4 separate regions of the Mus musculus genome follow, and all the other regions are linked to region 1. Evidence: chromatin loops called from intact Hi-C (ENCODE). Cell type or tissue: left cerebral cortex. All regions are shown on one strand. Region 1 holds the start of Msl3 (MSL complex subunit 3). Region 2 overlaps Arhgap6 (Rho GTPase activating protein 6). Region 3 overlaps Arhgap6 (Rho GTPase activating protein 6). Region 4 holds the start of Hccs (holocytochrome c synthetase).

What was found. Hi-C counts contacts between places; a loop is a spot of excess contacts. Peaks named below come from ENCODE experiments on the same cell type or tissue, not always from the same donor. Only the 100,000 strongest peaks of a DNase experiment are listed, where the experiment ranks them.
Region 2: a loop joins it to region 1, with 5 times the contacts of the local background. A loop is called at or near these places in 12 of 42 quality-filtered maps.
Region 3: a loop joins it to region 1, with 4 times the contacts of the local background. A loop is called at or near these places in 7 of 42 quality-filtered maps.
Region 4: a loop joins it to region 1, with 9 times the contacts of the local background. A loop is called at or near these places in 16 of 42 quality-filtered maps.

What each region holds. Positions count from the first base shown.
Region 1 is chrX:168,671,494-168,676,493 of GRCm38, reverse strand. It overlaps Msl3 (MSL complex subunit 3), which reads left to right and starts at 2,622. Exons shown (of 13, transcript NM_001370791.1): 1 at 2,622-2,766; 2 at 4,149-4,231; 3 at 4,604-4,699. The coding sequence starts at 2,665. In left cerebral cortex, a CTCF peak has its summit at 2,892; DNase peaks (open chromatin) are centred at 2,153, 2,608, 2,971, 3,872 and 1 more place; H3K4me3 peaks cover 2,682 bases; H3K27ac peaks cover 1,986 bases.
Region 2 is chrX:168,933,642-168,938,641 of GRCm38, reverse strand. The region is part of intron 1 of Arhgap6 (Rho GTPase activating protein 6); the gene reads right to left. Among named protein-coding and RNA genes, the nearest start is that of Arhgap6, 140 kb to the right of the region's middle. In left cerebral cortex, CTCF peaks have their summits at 495 (motif pointing left) and 2,979 (motif pointing right); DNase peaks (open chromatin) are centred at 503 and 2,979.
Region 3 is chrX:169,296,676-169,301,675 of GRCm38, reverse strand. Arhgap6 (Rho GTPase activating protein 6) reads right to left here. Exons shown (of 13, transcript NM_009707.4): 11 at 1,339-1,613. Among named protein-coding and RNA genes, the nearest start is that of Hccs, 21 kb to the left of the region's middle. In left cerebral cortex, a CTCF peak has its summit at 1,880 (motif pointing right); a DNase peak (open chromatin) is centred at 1,883.
Region 4 is chrX:169,318,198-169,323,197 of GRCm38, reverse strand. It overlaps Hccs (holocytochrome c synthetase), which reads left to right and starts at 2,826. Exons shown (of 7, transcript NM_001331049.1): 1 at 2,826-3,222; 2 at 3,608-3,760. The coding sequence starts at 3,649. Gm15246 (predicted gene 15246) reads right to left here and starts at 2,803. Exons shown (of 6, transcript NM_001361166.1): 1 at 2,501-2,803; 2 at 356-448; 3 at 97-196. In left cerebral cortex, no CTCF peak of the experiment used is centred here; a DNase peak (open chromatin) is centred at 2,764; H3K4me3 peaks cover 1,877 bases; H3K27ac peaks cover 552 bases.

The sequences.
Region 1 (5,000 bases):
CATTCTGTGCCACAGGAAGAGCAAACCCAAGAACAAAACCGAAAAAGAGACATGGAGCACTCAGAGCCGAGTCTGCAGCCACAGTTACTGTGCAAACGGAGGCAAGATGATCTGATCTCTTGAGTTCAAGAGTTCCAGACTGGCTTAGGCAACAGACACATTTCAGTTTCCAGAATTTCTGTGACCGTGCCCTTCTAGGAAAAAAATGAGGATGTGTGCCACCTTTATTCCACCACACCAGTTTTATCATGGTGTGCAGTAGGCTCCAACTTGCTTACTTGGTACTCTTCCATCCTGAAATACGCCATCCTGAAAGACAGGAGTTACGTATATAGTCTGCTTAGTGTGTCTAACTTTGATTACTCAGGAAGCTCAATCAATATTTATTGCATGAATGGATAAGGAACCAGGTAAATGAGTAGGAAATGATCATGAAGCATTTCTCCAGCATTATTTGCAAGGTAATAAACAAAGCCATGCACACAGAATGCACTGAACGCTTTAATTACTCCTTATAAAGGAGCCACTTCTTTGCTTAATTATAACAAAAGCATCTCACAGAGACTAATTACTCGTCCAATACCACACACACACACACACACACACACACACACACACACCATCTCACAGAGACTAATTACTTGTCCAGTACCACACACATACACACACTCACACACACACACACACACACACACACACACACACACACACACACAGAGAGAGAGAGAGAGAGAGAGAGAGAGAGAGAGAGAGAGAGAGATATCAGACTTCTATGTATATAATAGCTGTATATAGGTATCACTCTTAGATTTTATAGAGGAAGGCAGAGAAGGAGAGCCACCCATGACACAAGGATGGACTTGAATAGGAAAAAAAGGAACCCACCTCTCCTCAAAGGTTAGAGCATGGAGTGGACTCTTCCGTTCATGAACCGGAAACACCACACTACTCCAGCTATGGCTACATGTGATAAGCTGTGATATGTGCTTCAGAGCTGCCTCTGCCATTTACAGGGAACACTACCATCTACTATCCACATTCCTGGAGAATCAGGGTTCCAGTTCTGGCTTATGGACTTCATTGTCTTAGATCCAAGTCATTATCTGGCCATTTTCCTCACACCTGCCCTCCTCTTTGCCCTATCTGGCCAGTGGAGCTATTCCTCACTCAGCTCTTAATTCTAGAAAACCTGGAGGACTCCCAAGATGCCTCCTTCCCTTCCCTCAGTTATATCCAGTTGGCCATTGAGTTTTATGGATTTGATTTCATAAATCTGTGATCATTCATCCATTAAATATTTATTGTGTGCTGTGAGTATACAATGACACACTGGATTAGACACCCCCAACCCCCAGGTTCAAGCAGTTTACCCTCTTAGTGGGGCCATCTTGCAAATGAACAACCCATTCTCCAGCAGAGCAAGAAAATGGTAATAAAAGGGTAAGTCGAGTTCTGGGAGGGAATACTGGACAGATACATGGTTGGTTCCTCTAGGCTCCTGCGGGACCTTTCTCTTGGAAGTGCCCAAGTGGAGGTGTGAGAGATTTGGACCTTGTACCAGGTGAAGGGAGGTGGGGGTGGGGAGACGCAAATTTCTGGAAGCAAGAACAGAGTGAGTGGCTGTGGGAAATCTGACAGTTCACTAAAAACCTCCCAGCCCATCTGCTCAACTTTCCAGCCAGGTCTTGATCTAGTAATCACACTGCCTAGTGGCTTTGCACTCAAGAAGAAACAGGCCAGCACTGCCCTCTCTGTCACTGAAGCTCTGCCCTTCAAGTCTCCTGTCTTCTGGTCGGTCATTCAGGGAGTATTTATGAACGCCCGATCTTTGCAGGCACTCTGTTAACAGCAGTCTCAATGGTGCTTCCACTCTTCAGGAGGTTTTGAGCCACTAAAGATAGACCATGGGGGAGCAATTCAGGAGTGCTGCAAGCTGACACGTAAGGTGTTAACGACCCTTTCAGGACCCATAAGCTTTGCTGTCCGCTGCTCACTGGGGCCTCCAGGCCCTACCTGCTGGTCCTCTCGGAAGGATGACCCAGTGTTCTATTAACTGCCCGGAATGTCTCCTCCCCTCGCTCAAGGCCACTGCCCTTCTCCGGCCAGCTCCAACACCGCGTCCTTCTCGCGTGGCCACACTCATCTGCGCGCAGCTCCGCCGAGGGGGCTGACGCGCGCGCGCGCGGCCAGGCAGCTCCTGGGGGCAGACGCCATCCAGCCTCCTCGGCGCCTGGTGACTACCCTAGAGCAATCCTCTCCCTAAGAGATCCCCACACTCCGGCCAGAGAGCGCACGCCCGGGGTGACAGCTCGGCACACACGTGGGCGCAGCCTGGAAACCGCGGGAATCCTAACCCATGGGGACCAGAGGGAACGGTCTGCTGGAAGACCTCGGTCGAGGGATCTTGCTCCCCGTCCGCACCCCTCTCTGAGCCCCAGAGGGGACGGGCGGGGACAAGCCCTGGCGGGGCCGCGCGCTTCCATCGCCACTGCCAAGGTCCTCGCAGTGGCGCGGGGTGGCCGGAGGAGGGGCCGAGGGCGGGGCGGTCGTAGCCTCCACCACTCCCGGGCCCCCCCGGTGGCGGAGCGCCGCCTCCCCGGCCGTCCTCCCCCACCGCGCGCACTCTGCCCGCCCCGGAGCCTCGCCCTCCGCCACGATGAGCAAATGAGCGCGAGCGAGGGCATGAAATTTCAATTCCACTCTGGGGAGAAAGTGCTGTGCTTCGAGCCTGACCCTACCAAGGCGCGAGTGCTGTACGATGCCAAGGTGCCGCCGCGGGGGGAACAGGGAGGAGATGCGGGACTGGGTTCGAGGGATGGGAGGCAAAGGGGCCAGCGGAGGACAAGTGGCCTGGAGTCCTGGACAGCCACCAGGGCGCGCCTTGGCCTGCGTGGAGCGGCCCGGGACTACAGGGGACGCTGGCGAGACGTGCTGGGCGCGCGACTTCCCTAACTAGAAAGGACCCGTGATGCTTCCGCTTCCGGCCGTGTCGCGTCGCTTACGCGCGGTTGCTAGGCCAGGGTGGCGGTTTGAGCGCTGGGCGCCAATCCCGGCGACCGGTGTAGGAGGACTGTCGCCTGAGGCCTCTGCTTTTGTAACGAATCTGTCCTTGTCCCACGCGGCTTCTCGCCACATGGGCTCAGTAGAGGACACCTTGACCAGTTTCCCCACCCACATCTTCAACCTGGTCCTCAATTATTCCCAGCTGTCAGTCCCGAACCCTGGTCAAATTTAGGATTGTAGTCCTGCTGGGGGGGAAGGGAGGGGCTCAAGGTTGCTCTGTTGCTTTCTAAAGGATTGGTGGGAGGCGAACAGAGCTAGGAAAGAATCGCATCTCGCCTGTATCCAGCTTGGTCAGCCCAGGCTGAGCTATATCTTGCGGTTGTCAGTTTTTAAGTGGAGGACTGGGCACCTAAGTGCTCCAGAGCCCAAAGAAGGTAAAAATTCAGCGCGCTGGGGGTCGGGGCGAGCATCGGTGTTTCCAGCCACCAAGGTGAAGTCCTTGGTGGCAGAGACAACTCGGAGCAGCACCAGGTGTGTTTTTAGCCATGTTTCAGCAGTGCTGTCCAGTGGAACACCCCAAGGTCTGTGCTGGATTATGTATCTTTGGTTCTTCCTGAAACCCTTAACTCTGTTTACCTCCTATTGCTATCCCTCCAGCTTGCTCTATCGCTAGGAGATGGAAGGATATACGTTTCATTTGTACCAGCTATCACCTTAGGGAATGCATGGCTATTAAGGGGAGGGGAAGGGTTGTGGAAGTCTCTGGCTAGCTAGGCAAGACACTGGACAAGGCAAGGCCCAGGTGACTACAACTCCCAGAGGTCTCAGGGCTGTTCTCTCTAGTCTGGGCCCTTCGCTAATGACAAATCTACCGACCAATGACTTCAGAAGTTTCACCCGGTCTCAAACTCAAGAGACCAATCCTGGGTTGGTTGGACGGATGTTTCCTATTTTGAGGCAACCACTCGGGCAGAAGAGGAAAAAAAATGTTGAAGAATGTTACGACCCAGCTCTCGATCTAAAGGGGGGAGGGATGAGTACTTTCTTATTTCTTTAAGAAGGGACTGTGATCTAGTTCTTTTTACCAAACTTATAGTAATTTTCGGTTTGCTGTGCCACGCGTGAGTAGTATTTCCTGGTTTCAGATCATCGATGTTATTATCGGGAAAGACGAAAAGGGCAGAAAGATTCCAGAATATCTGATACATTTTAATGGTTGGAACAGAAGGTCAGTGAACTTGTTACAGTTAGACTTAATCGCCTTTGTAGCAAGATAATTTTGTAACTTTAAGTTTTAGAAACACTTGTAGAAAAGTTTAATTTCCTGCTTCTGCTTTGTTTGGAAAGCTTGCCTGGTCTGAGGCATGATTACTTTAAAGTCTGTTATGTTTGGATGATCTATGAGTAATCTCTAGAAATCTTGGTTGCTGTAGCTGAGTTCCCTTTGTGCTTTATTGGTAACCTCTTGGTGGTTTTGAAGTTTTTTTTTATAGCTTTCTAAAATGTCAGCAAGTCTGGGGCACTTCTTCATGATGCTTTTTAGCATCCGTTTCATTTGTTTCAAAATACTGACGTTTACATCCTCTTCTTTTTCAACCAGTTGGGATAGATGGGCAGCTGAAGAACATGTGCTACACGATACAGATGAAAACCGGAGATTACAGCGCAAATTGGCCAAAAAAGCAATAGCTCGCCTGTAAGTATACAAAAACTTTAATGGAAGTGCTATATTTAGTGTGGCTTTTTTTTTTCCTGGTTTGGATTTTTTTTTTTAATGATATAAAAGTAATATGACAGATTTCAGCAATCTTACATATTTAAAATAAACGAAGCATTTCTAAAGTACTCTAAAGAATCACAGACATTTTCAGAATAACTGTTTTCCACTTGGTAGTGGGGAATCACCATTATGGTTTGTTTTTTTGTTTTTGTTTTTGTTTTGTTTGTTTGTTTTTTTTGTTTTGTTTTGTTTTTTGCTTTGTTTTGTTTTGTTTTCG
Region 2 (5,000 bases), 260 kb before region 1:
GGAGGGGACAACAGGGCAGCACTGTCCTCTGGAAATTCAAGTCAAGCCTTACTACCTACCATGCTGTTTGAATGTCAATTACAGCCCAGCTATGCTACATTTAGGCAATCTGTAATAGGTTATTGGAAAAATGAGTATGTAACATTCATCCCAGAGTCTCTGAATCAAGTACTAGAACATATTAGTGAATTGATGTCCAATGAATGAATGAATGAATCCACAACTTTCCCAAACATTTTTCTACATTTAGTCCTTTGTCATGTTTAAAAGAGGAAGGTCTAGTAGTATTGCATCAATATCACAGATCTATCAATTTGCCTGCAGAGTGAATTTGCAAGGACATTCTAAATTCAGGATTTCTTTAACGCCTTGTTTTGCCCTCTTTTGTATACAGGAAGCTTTCATTTTGGTCAACAAGTACGTAGGTAGGTAGTCAGGTAGGTTATTTATTTTTAAGGCGAAGTGCAAACATGCCATTTCTTGTATGAGCCCTTGCTGCCCTCTGCTGGCAAGGTGAGTGGAATAAGAAGCAAAAAAAAAAAAAAGGGGGGGGGGGCTTTTTGTAGTTGTCAAAATCTCTGGATGAACTTTCCTCAGTTTCACTTCATTTCAAGGTTCGTGTATTTTTAACTCTAATATTTCTTTCTTAATCCTGGACTGCATCACATGCTAAATATCAATATTTGAAATTTGCTTCTTTAAAATTCATTACAGCGGCCAGAGAGATGACTCAACAGATAAAAGGTACTTGCTGTAGAACGTAACAACCTGAGTTCAGCCTCCATGACTCCACCCTGTGGATCTCACCTGCTACTTGTCTTCTGACCTCTACATATGAACTAGTGTTCATATGCACCCACATACACATTGGTGTGCATGCACGCACATATACACTATAAACAAAATACTTTAATTTTTGGTTCATACTATATTAAGCATTGAGCTTTATCCTGGCATTGCAATCGTTAAAGTCAGGTGCATCTACACAGTCTGGACCTAGGTCCCCTGCACATATGTAGCAGATGTGCAGCTTGGTCTTCATGTAGGTCCTGCACAACTGGAGTGGGGACTGTCCCTAAAACTGTTACCTGACTTCATAATCCATTCCCCAACAGGGCTGCCTTGTCTGGCCTCAGTGGAAGAGAATGTGCCTAGCCCTATAGAGACTTGATGTGTCAGGGTCAGGGATACCCAGGGTGGGGCTCCACCCTCTCAGAGGAGAAGGGGAAGGGGGATGGAGGGAGGGACTGTGAGAGAGGCAACTGGGATGGACTACAACAATCAGAATATAAAGTGAATAAATAAAAGAACAAAAGCCAGGTGCATCTAAAATGAGAGGCGGACAAACTTGATCTTGCTCTAATTGACACACATATGTGTGTATATATATATATATATACATACACACATATGTACATATGTGTATATATTGGACAGAGTCCCCTCTGTGGGTCAGGATGACCTGACGCTTACAGAAATCCCCTACCTTGACCTGCTGGGTACAGTATTCTAACACTTAATCCTCCTTGTGCGCTCCCTTAAGCAGCAAAAGCAGAATCTAATACTACGCACCCCTCCAGGATTGTACCCATGCTCTCCCTTGAGAAAGTTAGTTCCAACCAAGAACAGCACTGAGGCAATAAGATCCCTAAACTAATCCATCCAAAGATACAATCTCTCATACAGTTTACATGATTTCATCAAAAATCCATTTCTTTTTTGTTCACTAATATGCTCCCTGTAATTGTCATTTCTTAGTCATGTGCCTTTGTTATTTACAACCTAAACATATTACTGAACTTGAAAACTTTGAGTTTAAAAACGCAATACCTATAAAAAAAAGATTATGAAGAGTACAGTATTCACAAAATGGCATCAACTAATCATGAATACGTAAATTCAGTTATATTGTGGAGCATATTGTTTGCTTGCTTGTTTGGTGGTTTCGCATGACCTGGAGCTCATTATGCAGCTCAGGCTGAACTTGACCATGGTCATCCTCCTGCCTCAGCCTCCCGATAGCTAGGACTCATGACCGATGGCACCATTCTCAACAGAAGCTGTGCTTTGGGAGTCACAGTGTATAACTTACTGGGGTCTATGATTACCAACCTTTCCTTCTCCCTCCCGACTATAGGCATGCTACAGAGTTCTGGCCAGTGGAGTGTCTTTTCCAAGCTATCTGAGAAATTTCTCCTGATTTGTTATTCAGACCATTGCAGTAAGGAAAGGGTGCCAGACCTCAAGAGTAGGAGTAAACTCTAACCTGAACACACACACACACACACACACACACACACACACACACGATTTTTACAATTAAATAGTTGAAGAACATTCTGAAGTGAAGGAAATTTCATGGAAATCATATGAAACTCAGATCTTAGCATTTGAAATTCAAGTTTTACTGACACACAACCACACTTATTCATTTACATATTGTCTACAGTTGTTTTTCACACTATATCAGCATAGATGAAATAGTTGGGATAGAGACTGGATAGGAAACAAATGCTGAAATGTTTTTAATCTAGCCATGAAAAAAAAAAAGTGAGATGGCCCTTGCCCTCACTCTTGGCTGTCAGTAAGCTGGGAGAAGCCTGGGCAGCTGGGTCACTAAAAAGAGCTTCTACCAAAGAGACTCACTTGTTGAGAACTTATGTAGAAACGGAAGCATTTTGCCTATGGTCATACCTCTCAGAGCATACCTGACCTAGAAAGATAAGTAGGGTCCGCCTTGGTTAATACTTGGAAGGGAGAGTATGTTATTCCTAGTCTCCTCCTCCCAGGTTTGAGTTACCCAACTAATACCAACAGTCTTATTATTATATGATGTCCATAGTAAAGGGGAAATGGTAAACTAAGTAAAGAAGATGTGAGGAAATATATATTTTTTAAAACATCATTTAGTGCTTTGCATTCACAGTTTTTAAGAAATCCCGTGTTTTAAAATACACTGGGCGAAATATCAGCTTTTAACCAACAGGTGGCGACAAAATGCTGGCTCATTAAACTAGAACCACCCAGACTCACTGTATGAAAATACCCAAGAGATATAAGTTAGAAGCCCTCCAAAGAATTGGCCATTTGTATATTTAAAGCTAAAATAACATAACTATTCTTGTCTAACCTCCAAATTAAATCTTCTTATTTCAATAAACATAATGTTGGTTTGATAATTATTTCAAGTTGGAGAAATGTGAGCTTTAACCTTTAACCTCTAAGCTCTCTCTCTCTCTCTCTCCAGCTCTTGTTCATTATTTAAACCATAGAAAATGTGTTCTACCCATATAATCATGTCCTGCTCTACTCAGACAAAATAAGATCCTAAAAATCTTGATAGACATATTGACAGATCAGCACTTCTGTCAAGGCCTCACACAACTTTTCTACTTAACAGTCACCTTAGAGTCATTCTGTGATTCTTGCCCTACTTTGAGTATATAAATCAGACATCCTTAACAAAAATGCACTAACTGTGGATCAGAGAGTGAGCAATGTATTCTGCAGTTACGAAAGAAATAGGAACGGTTTGGGTGACTTGAAAAGATTGGTGTGGTGTGGACAAAGAACTGAAGGATTGAAGTGATGAAAGCAGTGATGAAAACATAGCCTGGTTTGGAAGTAATGGACTCGGGAGGCATGAGGATGACAACCCCTGTCTCTGCGATGAGTAAAGCTTTTCACTGGCTCAGAAATCAGCTGTCATGTGTTTAAATATGTGATGCCCTCAAGCTAGACAGTCACAACTGCACTTCCTCGCTGTCTTTCTGAGCTCTCTTTTGAGCTGCGATTTCCACCAGGTGGCTATGGATCATGCAAAATAGCTCCAAGTTTTTGTCAGCATGAAAATCTTCTTCTTCATCTAGATGTCGAGCTTTCTTCATTGTGTATTCATGCACGGATTTTGCCCACATCCTTTTCAGGCCCTGCTTCAGCTGCTTTTCCTTTCCCTATGTACATTTTATCATCCCATAAGGTAATGGATCTTGGTGGGATACAGTGTAGTGAGTGAAGTGAGACAACCACGGGCATATAAAGTGAAAGGGACACAGTCAACAACCCTCCAATCTTTTCAGTACTCATAGAGCTAGTGAGTTCCAATGCCATTCTACTGCACGCATGTGCACACACACACACACACACACACAAGCACATGTGCACATGAGGAGAGCGGAAGCCCTGGTTAGAGGCTTTTGGAGCTGGGCAGGGTGACGCACTCCTTTAATCCCAGCACTTGGGAGGCAGAGGTAGGTGAATTTCTGAGTTTGAGACCAGCCTGGTCTACAGAGTGAGTTCCAGGACAGCCAGGGACACAGAGAAACCCTGTCTCGAAAAAACAAAACAAAACAAAACAAAACAAAACAAAACAAAACAAAATAAAATAAAACAAAACAAAACAAAACAAAGAGGCTTTTGGTTCATTAGAGAACAAACGCACAGGCCAGAAATCCTAAGGAGTTCTTGCCCATAGATATGGCCATGACGCAAAAGTACACAGAAGTGTGTGGGAATAAATATCTTAGCAGCTCTGACTTCTGGATGGGATAACTCTGCAGCCTGTCCTATCTATACTGGCTCCCAGGACCTCCTAATGGGATTAGAGCCCATTGCCTAAGGAGATGCGCATCACAGTGACAGCTGTTACTGCACCTTTCCCTCCACTGCTCCACCTTTACTCCTCTATTTGTACCAGCAAAATAAACTCCTTGTACTTGATTCCTGGATTCAGACCACACTTTGGGGAAGATCTCACCCAGATCTTGCTAACTTTTAAAGATAAATGCTTTCTTTCCTTTGTGAACAATAGGTTTGAAGAAAGATAATAAAACCTTAATGAAAGTTGGAAAGACAATTGAGTCTGTTCTGGGAAACTATTTACCAAAGATACCCACCATATTTATGAACCCAAAAGATGTTTCTGAGAAAGCAAGGATCCCATATACTTGTTTTCATGCTTATCTTTGCTATTTGAAGTTCTACTGTGTGATACTTGTTGA
Region 3 (5,000 bases), 630 kb before region 1:
AAAATATAGTATTCAAGGTTTACTAGAGGCAAAACAATACTATTTGGATGTGTTCTTCAAGAAATTTGTTGGATTGGAGATAGACCAAAAGTGCTCTTTCTATAACACGTTTCTGAGAAACAGAATTAATATACAGTAAATGTGTGTCATGACCCCAAGAATTCAGAACTTCAAAGGATGAACTTTGCGTATGCCCCTGGTTCTGGAGGTTAAGTGACTCTCCTCAAGGACCCAGATAGTTCTGATATCATCCAAAGGGCAGGAGGGAGGCAAAAGAAAAGATGCTGTTCTGTTGGTAGCTTCAGACATGAAAGAAACAGCCATGGCACTAGGCCTGCAGGAGCTCGGAAGGCCCTGCAATGTATTGTCCCCTAGATCCTCTAGAACAGAAGGCACCCATCTGATTTCTGACTTCCCAAACCACAAGAGCGCTAACCTGTGTGTTGCTTCCATTGTGAGTGATAACAGTAGTAGGACACTCACACAAGGGGACAGCTGGTAATGCCCACATGGACTCCAGCTACAGGAACACAGAGAAAGACAATACTTCTGGATTCTGAACTTCCCTCGGGGACACTGCCCTACTGCCACCAGCAGTTTCTTTCTCCTCCCTTCTCCCAACAGGTAGAGAATAACTGCCTTAGAGGGTATCAGAAGATCATAAGGCAGACTAAGACATTCAAAGTAAGAAGAGACCAGAAGTGCCTACAAGAGTACATGACACAGATTAGCCAGGATGTATTCCATGGTAAGTGTTGCAATAATGACTACTTGTAGATTCACTGATGAGCCAATACATGGAACATTCATACCGTTCTTAGTTATCCCATCAGGAGTCCATGGGCCTCTGTGGAACTTAGTTATTCCTTTGACATCCTGATAGCTGGAATTGGCATAACATCATTGTGATACCCAGGCTAGTGCTTTTTGTCCCTGGATGCTGACATTGTCTGGTTTTGGTACATTGCATTGTTATATGGTAGATTAAGCACCTTTGCTTTATGAAAAATTGAGTGACATCTTAGACTAGCAACTAAGCAATGCAAACCCTCTGGATACCTTAAAAGGTCATTTGGGAAAATGAGTTGCTGTTTGGGGCATACACTCAATTCACAGGTATTTGAGAATCAGAGGTTGAAAGGACCTTCTGAGTCAATGCCTTGGGGTTACCATCCCTTCCTCCCATCTTTTGTATTTAGCAGATACTCAGTAAATGTTCTTCGAATTGCAGAAACAATAAACAAGGGCCTGATGAAGAAGGTCCAATATGGCCCACCCATGTTGCATCCACAGGCAGGTGATTAAGCAATTGGGCTGTCCCAGCCAGGCTTCAGTTACCTTTTCCAAGCCTTGGTCCAGGAGAACTTTCTCTTGACTTTGACTTTGGCGATGACAAGTGGCCCACCAGTGTATACTGCTCTGGCACTTTATAAAGCTTCTCCGAGCCCCCCCGGGCCCTGTCCTCTTGCATAGCCAGCAGGGAGCGCTCAGACAATACTGGGGAGTTGTTGTCATAAGGGGAGATGTCTCCACTGGAGGCTTTGTTGGAATCTGTAGATGAATGCCTCCCTCCCATGGAAAAGGAAACTTCCGTCTGAAGTATGTCAGGGCTCCTGGCATAAGATAATACAGGTGTGTAAGTATGATCAGATTCAGATATTACACAATTGCCAATGGAATATTTCGAAGACATGGACATGGAGGCTGAAATAAAAAGACCTTTTGAGCAATGGTCCAACAAACACATCCTTACCAGTAATGCGAAAGCATTTTCCATAAAATGATCACAAGATGGCAGGAAAACACAACAAATGTAACAAGACGTGGCAGCTGGTGAAGGATGTGACAGAGGAGAAAATCAAGTTCTGCTGTAGTTGCCAGTGTTAAACCAGCAGAGAGCAGTAAATCCACACAAATGTCATAAAGCATGGGTCAACTGGAAGGGAGATGAACCCACACATGCCTGTGTTCCACAATGCTGCCCACTGGCAGAGAGGAGTAAAACCTAAGAGGTTTAACGAAAACAGGACGTAAATACAGATGGATCCCTGTCACCACCTTGCATTGCTGGAGTGCCTCATGGACTGATGCCTGATTATATTTAAAGGTGAAAGCCTTGGGGGCGGGGGTCACTATTAAGCAAGGAAAAGAAAACGATGACTTTTTTTTTTCCTTCCTCAGTCTTCTGAATTAAAACTAATCTAGACTAGACAGGGACAATTCTGAGTTAAAGGAAATTTGGGGACTAAAATGGAGCAGAGGCTGTAGGAAAGGCCATCCAGAGACTGCCCTACTGTGTGATCCATTCCATTTGAAAACACCAAACCCCAATACTATTGCTATTGCCAAGATGTGCTTGCAGATAAGAGCCTGGTGTGGCTGTCCTCTGAGAGGCTCTACCAGCACCTAAGACATACAGATGCTCACAGCCAACCACTGCACTGAACCTAGAGACCCCAGTGGAAAAGTTAGAGGAAGGACTGAAGGAGCTGAAGGGGAGCCCCATAGGAAGAACAACAGTATCAACTAACCAGACCCCTCAGAGCTCCCAGGGACTGAACCACCAACTAAAACGTATACATTGGCAGTCCATGGCTCCTGCTACATATGTATCAGGGGACTGCCTTATCTGGCATCAGTGGGAGGGGAGGTGCTTGGTCCTGTGGAGGCTTGATGCCCCAGAGAGGGGGGATGCTAGAGGGTTGAGGTAGAAGTAGGTGTGTGGGCAAAGGGGAGGGGGAGGGGTGGGAGATATGTGGAGGAAAGACCAGAAAGGCAGATAACATTTGAAATGTAAACAAATAAAATGATTAATAAAGGAATAAAAATAAAAGTCTCCCCCTAAAATAATAAACCCAACTTACAGTTCATTGTTGCTTTGGGGTAAACTTTTCTTTTCCCTCTGTACACTTAGCAAATTAATTTATACTTCCTGTGATGAAGACAATGGTGCTACGGGTGGAAATATCTATGTATGAAGAGGTGGCTAAACTGGTAAATAAATTAGTTTATTAAAGACCCGAGTGTATGTAAATACATAGAACATGAAGTTGCAAGGCATTGTTTTGCTGTGTAAACTATAGCATTATCTCACATACCATTAGCATCCATACTTATGAGTTGTCATAGCAACAGAAATAACAGAAAATGTAAATGAAGCAGGAAAATGAGAATACCAGGAATGTCAGGACTGGGCAAAGTCTTACCTGGAAACATCTTTATTTTCTACCTTCCTCAAAACAGTGACCCTGACATCTTAAAGGGAAATGATCAAAGGTTGATTAAATGTTTCACAATGTGCTTCTGCCTCCCCACACCCTTACCCAATTTGCTTCTCTTTACTGGTCTTTGGTTTCCATTTGTTGCAGTTTTCAAAACAAATCCTTTGTGGTTTCAAAGAAGGTAAACATACACAGAGCAATCCTCTCCCAGCCAAATGGATTTTGGCATGCAAAATGAAGGAAGTGGATTCATTGGGGCCCTAGCTTTATCTCAGGTTTCCAGCAAGGATTAGTACCCAGGGGAAAACGTCCTGGCATTTGTGATATGCCATGCCTGTCAGAGGCAGCCTGGACTCTAGCTCTTTTGATGAGGATATTTCCTACCCACATAGAATAACTAAGATCTTTGCTTGCCTCGTCTTTGAACTGATATCACACAATCTTATAGGCAGGAGCCAAAGGACAGCCATGGGGATGATTTTCCAGACATGAATTTGCTGCCAGTGAATTTGAAGGAAATAAAATCAAGAAAAAGCTAACAGCTTCTGCTGGAAATGGGTGAGGAAACTCACCACCATATCTAATTAAAGGCAAAAATCTTCTTCTTAATTCTAGGTAGGGAGACACAAATTCATACAAATGGGTAGTTGCCTATTGTTGTGGGATGCGGCTCTTCTGGAGAGAGGTTTATTATGAACACTGAAAGAAATGACTGTATTAGATTCAGAAGCACAAGGGCCACGGATCTGATTATTGGGCTGATTTTAGTAGTTTCCCCTTCTTAGGTGACATTTTCTTTCCAGTCATTAATGGAAATGTCTTAGTTCTACCCCATAAGACTAAGTCATGGTTATATGTCTAGTGTTGGGAAACCATAGCCTTATTGTATGGAAGAGTCTAAGTCATTGCCCAATTCATGAGCCCATCTGAAACAATTCATAGTTTGGATTTAGCCTCCTTTTATTGGTGGAATGGTGGGTTGGAGGTGGTTCACAGGCACCATGGTAATTTTAGCTTATGTGTTGCACATTTCTTCTTACCAGAAATGTAGAAGACAAACATCCAGGGCAATGGTCTAAATGTACATTCAGCCAGGAGTTATGAGCATAAATGAGAGACTTCAGGGAAGAAAAATTTCTCTCAAGACTTCATATTGGGAACATTTAAGGTTTCTATAGAAGGAGTAGATTTTTATTTTTACCCAGTGCTATGAAGAGCTCTGTAATAAATAATGCACGTCTCTCTGCTATGAGGGCTAGAAGGCTCAAAGGGCATGGAGCCCTGTGTGACCTGTTGCATAGATGCTTATGTGGCATCTCTATATTTTGCACCCCAAACTCAGCTTACCACTCTAATCATTGTTTTCCTTCTTCCCCCCGCTAACATTACTTCCCATGACACTGCTCTACTACACATACTTTTTCAAGATGATTCAGACACTTCTAATGGTGCTGGCGTACAGAGGGGAATTGTACTTACATTAGTTGTTGGGAAAATGCAGAACAGGCAATGTCATGTTTAGTGGTTTGGTGAAAAGGAAACAAAACAAGGGCAATCAAGAATAATTGAAGCATGAAGTCCCATCACTCTCCTAGTTTCTTCCATTCTCATTGCTCACATTGGATCACCCAGATCAAGAGGAGAGAGGGGCCTTGTCCCTTTCCTCTTTCCTCCAAGTTGACTTTGCAAAAGTTCATTTAGCAGCTGAGAGACCATACTCTCCCTAATATTAGTACTACATCTCCATCATTTGGAAATATGCATTCGCAAGCTCCACTC
Region 4 (5,000 bases), 650 kb before region 1:
AATAAGCTACACACTGGTTATTGATCATTTCCACTTCATGATAACTGTTGCTTTCACGTAGAAAGAGGTAGAAATCAATTATCCCAATGTAGTTACCTAGCTCCTTCTCCGGCTTCTTCTCCCCACCGAACTGTTACACGCAGAACAAAGGGGAAGAATGGGGCTGAAGTGTCTTTGTGGTCCACAGTTGGCACTGCTAGGAATAACCAGTGATTAGTCAGTTAAAGCGTGCTAGGTGATTCATAAACACCTTTTTTTTTTCTGAGATGATGTTCTCACTATGTAGCCTAGCTTGCTTGGTACTCACTATAAAAACTAGACCAGGCTGGCCTTGAGCTCACAGAAACTCACATACCTCTGCCTCCTGTAGGCTGGGATCAAATGCTTGCTCTTACCACACAGGGCAATAAATATTTCTTATCAAGGGTCTTTCACGATGGTCAGGAATCTAAGAAAACAAGTTGTAGAAAGTTATTTCGATTCTGGAATGCTAATTGCTTAGGAAACCCCCATCATCTAACAAAGCTGGGGGAACTTTTCAAAGCACCATGGTCATGGCTAACAGACACATAAAACCAAATATTTCTTTGTTACAAGACCTTTTCTGTACAAATCTGTAGTGAAACCTGAATGTATTTGAAATAGCTCCAAACAGAAATTTCTTCTTCAATCAAGTTTTCACTATCAGTCTCCCCCCCATCAATCTCTATCAAATAATGTTTAAAATCAAACATGATTTAGAGTATCTCTTTAGATGAAGTGTACTGTTAGTTGATCTTTAAATTATTTGAATACAGATTCCCAAAGAACAAAGCCTTCGTTCAGCACTTTTGTATTCCCAGCAGTATCTAAAATACCTGGTATGTTATATGTTCTCTGACCCGCTGTGGAACTAGTGATATTGTCTTTATACCCAAGGCATACCAATTCTCTGTTCTCTGGCCGTGATCCTGAGAGAGAGAGACCTCCTACTGCCTCCGATCTTGGAAAACCTTAGAATCTCAGGAACAAGAAAGGTATGATTCTTCTAATCAATTATATTAAAAAGTGAGAACTGTGGGAGATAACCGGAAATGGTTATGAGGATCTCTATGAGAGAAGGCAGAGTGTAAGAGAAGCAATAATTGTGGGATAGAATGGATAATTGTGACACAATAAAGAATTTTGAGGAAGGATATAGAATTTAGAAAGGGCCAAAGGGCCGGGGAAAAGAATTAAATATTTTAAAAGTGGAGACAACATGAACATGTTGAACGAGAGAAGAATTGTAGAACACATAGGAAAATTTAAAAAAAATGTATAACACAAATTTTAAAATGTTTTAACACAAATAGATAATATATATTATGCAATTACGTTGTTACCTGTGAAATCATAGACGCAGAAACATCAAAACAGAATTAACAGACTAGATTTATGTATTCCCAACCTATGGCTCACGATCTGTAAATCAGATATTTACATTATTATTCATAACAGTAACAAAATTATAGTTATGTAGTGGTAACAATAATTTTATACTTGCGAGGATCATCAGAACATGAAGATCTGTATTAAAGGGTTGGAGCTTTGAGAGGTTAGAACCACTGCCTTAGAAGAAGTTGTACCACTTGGACCGACAATGCTCCCCACAAGAACCAAAGACTAGCAAAAAACCAGACTATCACTGAAGAGGGGGCATAACACTTTAAGATCCAGAGTACCAGGAAGTCTGCTGTGGACCAACGCTCCTAGAAATGTCTTCATAAAGAAGACCTAAACAATGGTCACATTAATATGAAAGGGGGCCATTTTCATGGGGTCCCACAGAACTCAAAGCAGGAACCTGAAGCCACCAAGGAATCAAAAGCCATGGAGGCCATGGAGGTACACCACATACTGGCTTGCTTGGTCCCATGGCTCACTTTGCTTTCTTAATATAAGCTAGCCCATCGGTGGTACCGGATACAGATATGGAGAAAATGTCCCCATAGGCTTGCCCACTGGGCCGTCTGATGAAGACAGTGACTCCATTCAAGTTAACAAAAACCTAACCAATACAATAACCATCTCCTATCTGCTGGTTTACCCTACACAAGTAATATAAAAACGTACTTTGTGTAATATGAAATATACTACTTAGATGAAGGCTGTGAATTCCATGGAGTACACTCACAACGGTTGCCAGAGTCCTTGAAAGGACTAGGCGGTGGAAGTTTAAGTGCGTCTACTTAATTATAGCACTTTATTCCACAAATAAGCACAAATATCGCTTGTTCATTAAAAAATACAAGTTGAGCGGGCGGTGGTGGCGCACGCCTTTAATCCCAGCCTTCAGGAGGCAGAGGCAGAGGCAGGCGGATTTCTGAGTTCGAGGCCAGCCTGGTCTACACAGTGAGTTCCAGGACAGCCAGGGCTACACAGAGAAACCCTGTCTCGAAAAACCAAAAAAGAAAAAATACAAGTTGACCTTTCAAGAACCTAAGGAGATGACTTAGAAAAACACAGCGACGTGCCTTACCCCTCGGAAGCGACACCCCGCGGTTCCCTAACTTCTCACCCTGAGCGGCTTACCGGCCGGCCGGCGGAGTTAAAAAACACCGCCTGGCCCGTAGGGGCGGAGACGGAGAGAAGGCTCGGGCGCCTATAGGCCGCGGAGCGAGAAGGGGTGGACCGACCCGCCCTTAAACACACCGCCCCGCACGTAGGGGCGGAGACGGAGAGAAGGCTCGGGCGGCTCGAGGCCTCGGAGCGGAAGGGGGTGGGAGCGATCCGCCCGACCTGACGACCGTTCCTCTCCTCAGCGCGAGCTTGCCTCGTGCTCCCGGAAGTCCCGCCTTCGGAACAGGAAGTAACGGCGCCCGAGAACGCCGGCTGTGACCGGACGTTAGCGGTGACCCCGCGTGAGGAAAAACCGCGGGTGCAGCCGAGCGACTTCGGCTGGGCGGTTCGACGCGCTCGCGGCCGCGCCGCGCGGGACAAGTCGGAGCGGAGACTTGGGGGCAGGGCGGCGCCCGGGTTCGGCTGGAGCCGGCGGCTGCCGAGTGAGTTCGGCTGGGCAGGTTGACGCGCTCGGGGCCGCGCGGCGCGGGACAGTCGGCGAGGTGACTTGGGGACAGGACGGCGTCCGGGTCCGGCTGGAGCCGGTGCACTGTGCAGACCGCGGTGCCGGTGGGACGCGCATAGACGGGAAGGCAACACTGGTGGCTTCCTGCCCTTCGCCGCTCCTTGCCTCCCGTTTTGGTGACTTTTTTTTTTTTAACCTTCCTATTTTCCCTGAGGCGCCTGCCCTACTGGGAACACGGGTTCGAGGCTAGTTCAGTGTATTTTCCCTTGGACCCCACCATCAAGACTACACCCGTCTTCACGACGTGGTTGCATCTTACAAGTTTCCAGACTCTGGCACGGGTCCCCAAATGGTGGCATAGGCTTCAAGGTATTTTCCCAATGGAGGCACTGTTTTCAAAGTGTCCCCTCACCACCCCCCACCCCCACCCCCGAACCAGTGCCCTACCTCTTACTCTCCCAAGGGATGGTGAAAAAAAGCCAGGGCCAGCCAGGATCAGAATAACAAGGGGATATCAACTGTTTAGCCTCCACGTTTTAATCTGATTTCTTGCTTTGGCAGCTGGGTATTTTAGATTGGGAGTGACCCCTGTGATTCCAGCCATGGGTGCCTCAGCATCTTCTCCTGCTACTGCAGTAAACGCCTCGAATGCTTCAGATGGTCAGCCAGCTTCACCACCTTCAGGATGCCCGATGCATAAAGGGCAAAGGAAAGGTAACTTGCCTGTCTCGAAAATTAAAAGAAAGCTAGTGATTCTAGAGCGGTGGTTCTCAAACCTTCCTAATGCTGGACCCTTTGACCCAGTTCTGCACGTTGTGGTGACTCAACCACAACATTATTTTCCTTTCAACGTCATTACTGTAAGTTTGCTTCTGTTCTGACTCGTCATGGAAATATTGTTGGAGATAGTGCGTTGCCAGAGGGGTCAACCCACAGGCTGAGAGCCACAGTTCTAGAGTTGTAGCTTGGTAGTGAGGCTTGCAAAGCGGGACTAAGGCACTCTGGGGCTGGTCCAATTTGGCTGCTCACTAGATATTATCATAAACAATTTTTTTTATATCTCACAGTCTGTCATCTATGCAATTTTTCCTTAAATCAGCCTTGTCTTTCCAAAGTTTACCAGTGCCTACATCAGTGGCTTTCAGCTATGCATGTAAAGAGCCATCATTGAATACATATTTTGGTTCTCACAACTGAGAGGAAATGGTTCTGCTGACATAGACTGGGGTGGTATTAGATAGTGCTAAATAGACATCATACAGCCTCAGACATGGAGTCTTTGGTCCATAAATAGTAAGGGTGCCAGAGCTGAATAAACCTCGGTGTAGCTGTTTGAAATACACTACTCCCATATCTGTTAAGGTCTTCATCTAGGTCAAAATCAGCCTTCACCAAGTGAATTTATAGAGCATTATGTCAGTGCTAGGCTGGAAACAAAACAGTTCTTTAATGAGTGCATGTCTGCTGTAGACAGTTGAGACCGGGACAGTGTTGTATGCTTACTGAATGTGCATGTTGTTGGGTCCTCATGCTTCCAGTGTCACCATTCCTCTTTCTCTCCTCGAGCCAACTTTCTCCAAGAGGTCAGCACTTATCCTGTGACAAGCATTGCTGGGTTTTGTTTCTTCACTGAGAGAGAAGTAGATATAGTAGACAAAAATTCTTTGCCCAGGAGAGTTTACATTATCATGTCTATAAACCAGTGTGACTGTTTTATAGCCAAGGAAAGAAACTAAAGCTCAGAGTAATTTATGTACTTCAAGTCATGTAGCTAGTAAGTGGCAAAGTTGGTGAAAATTCTGTGACCTTGGACAAGGACAGATCCCATGGTCTCCTAGTATTTCTCCTAGAAGTTGAGACAAATCAGACAAAGCACGTGTGTCTTTGCTCTGAGCTTCTTTCCTCAAGTAGTTCTCTGCATGATTTATATTTTATCTATTTTAAAGACTTGTCA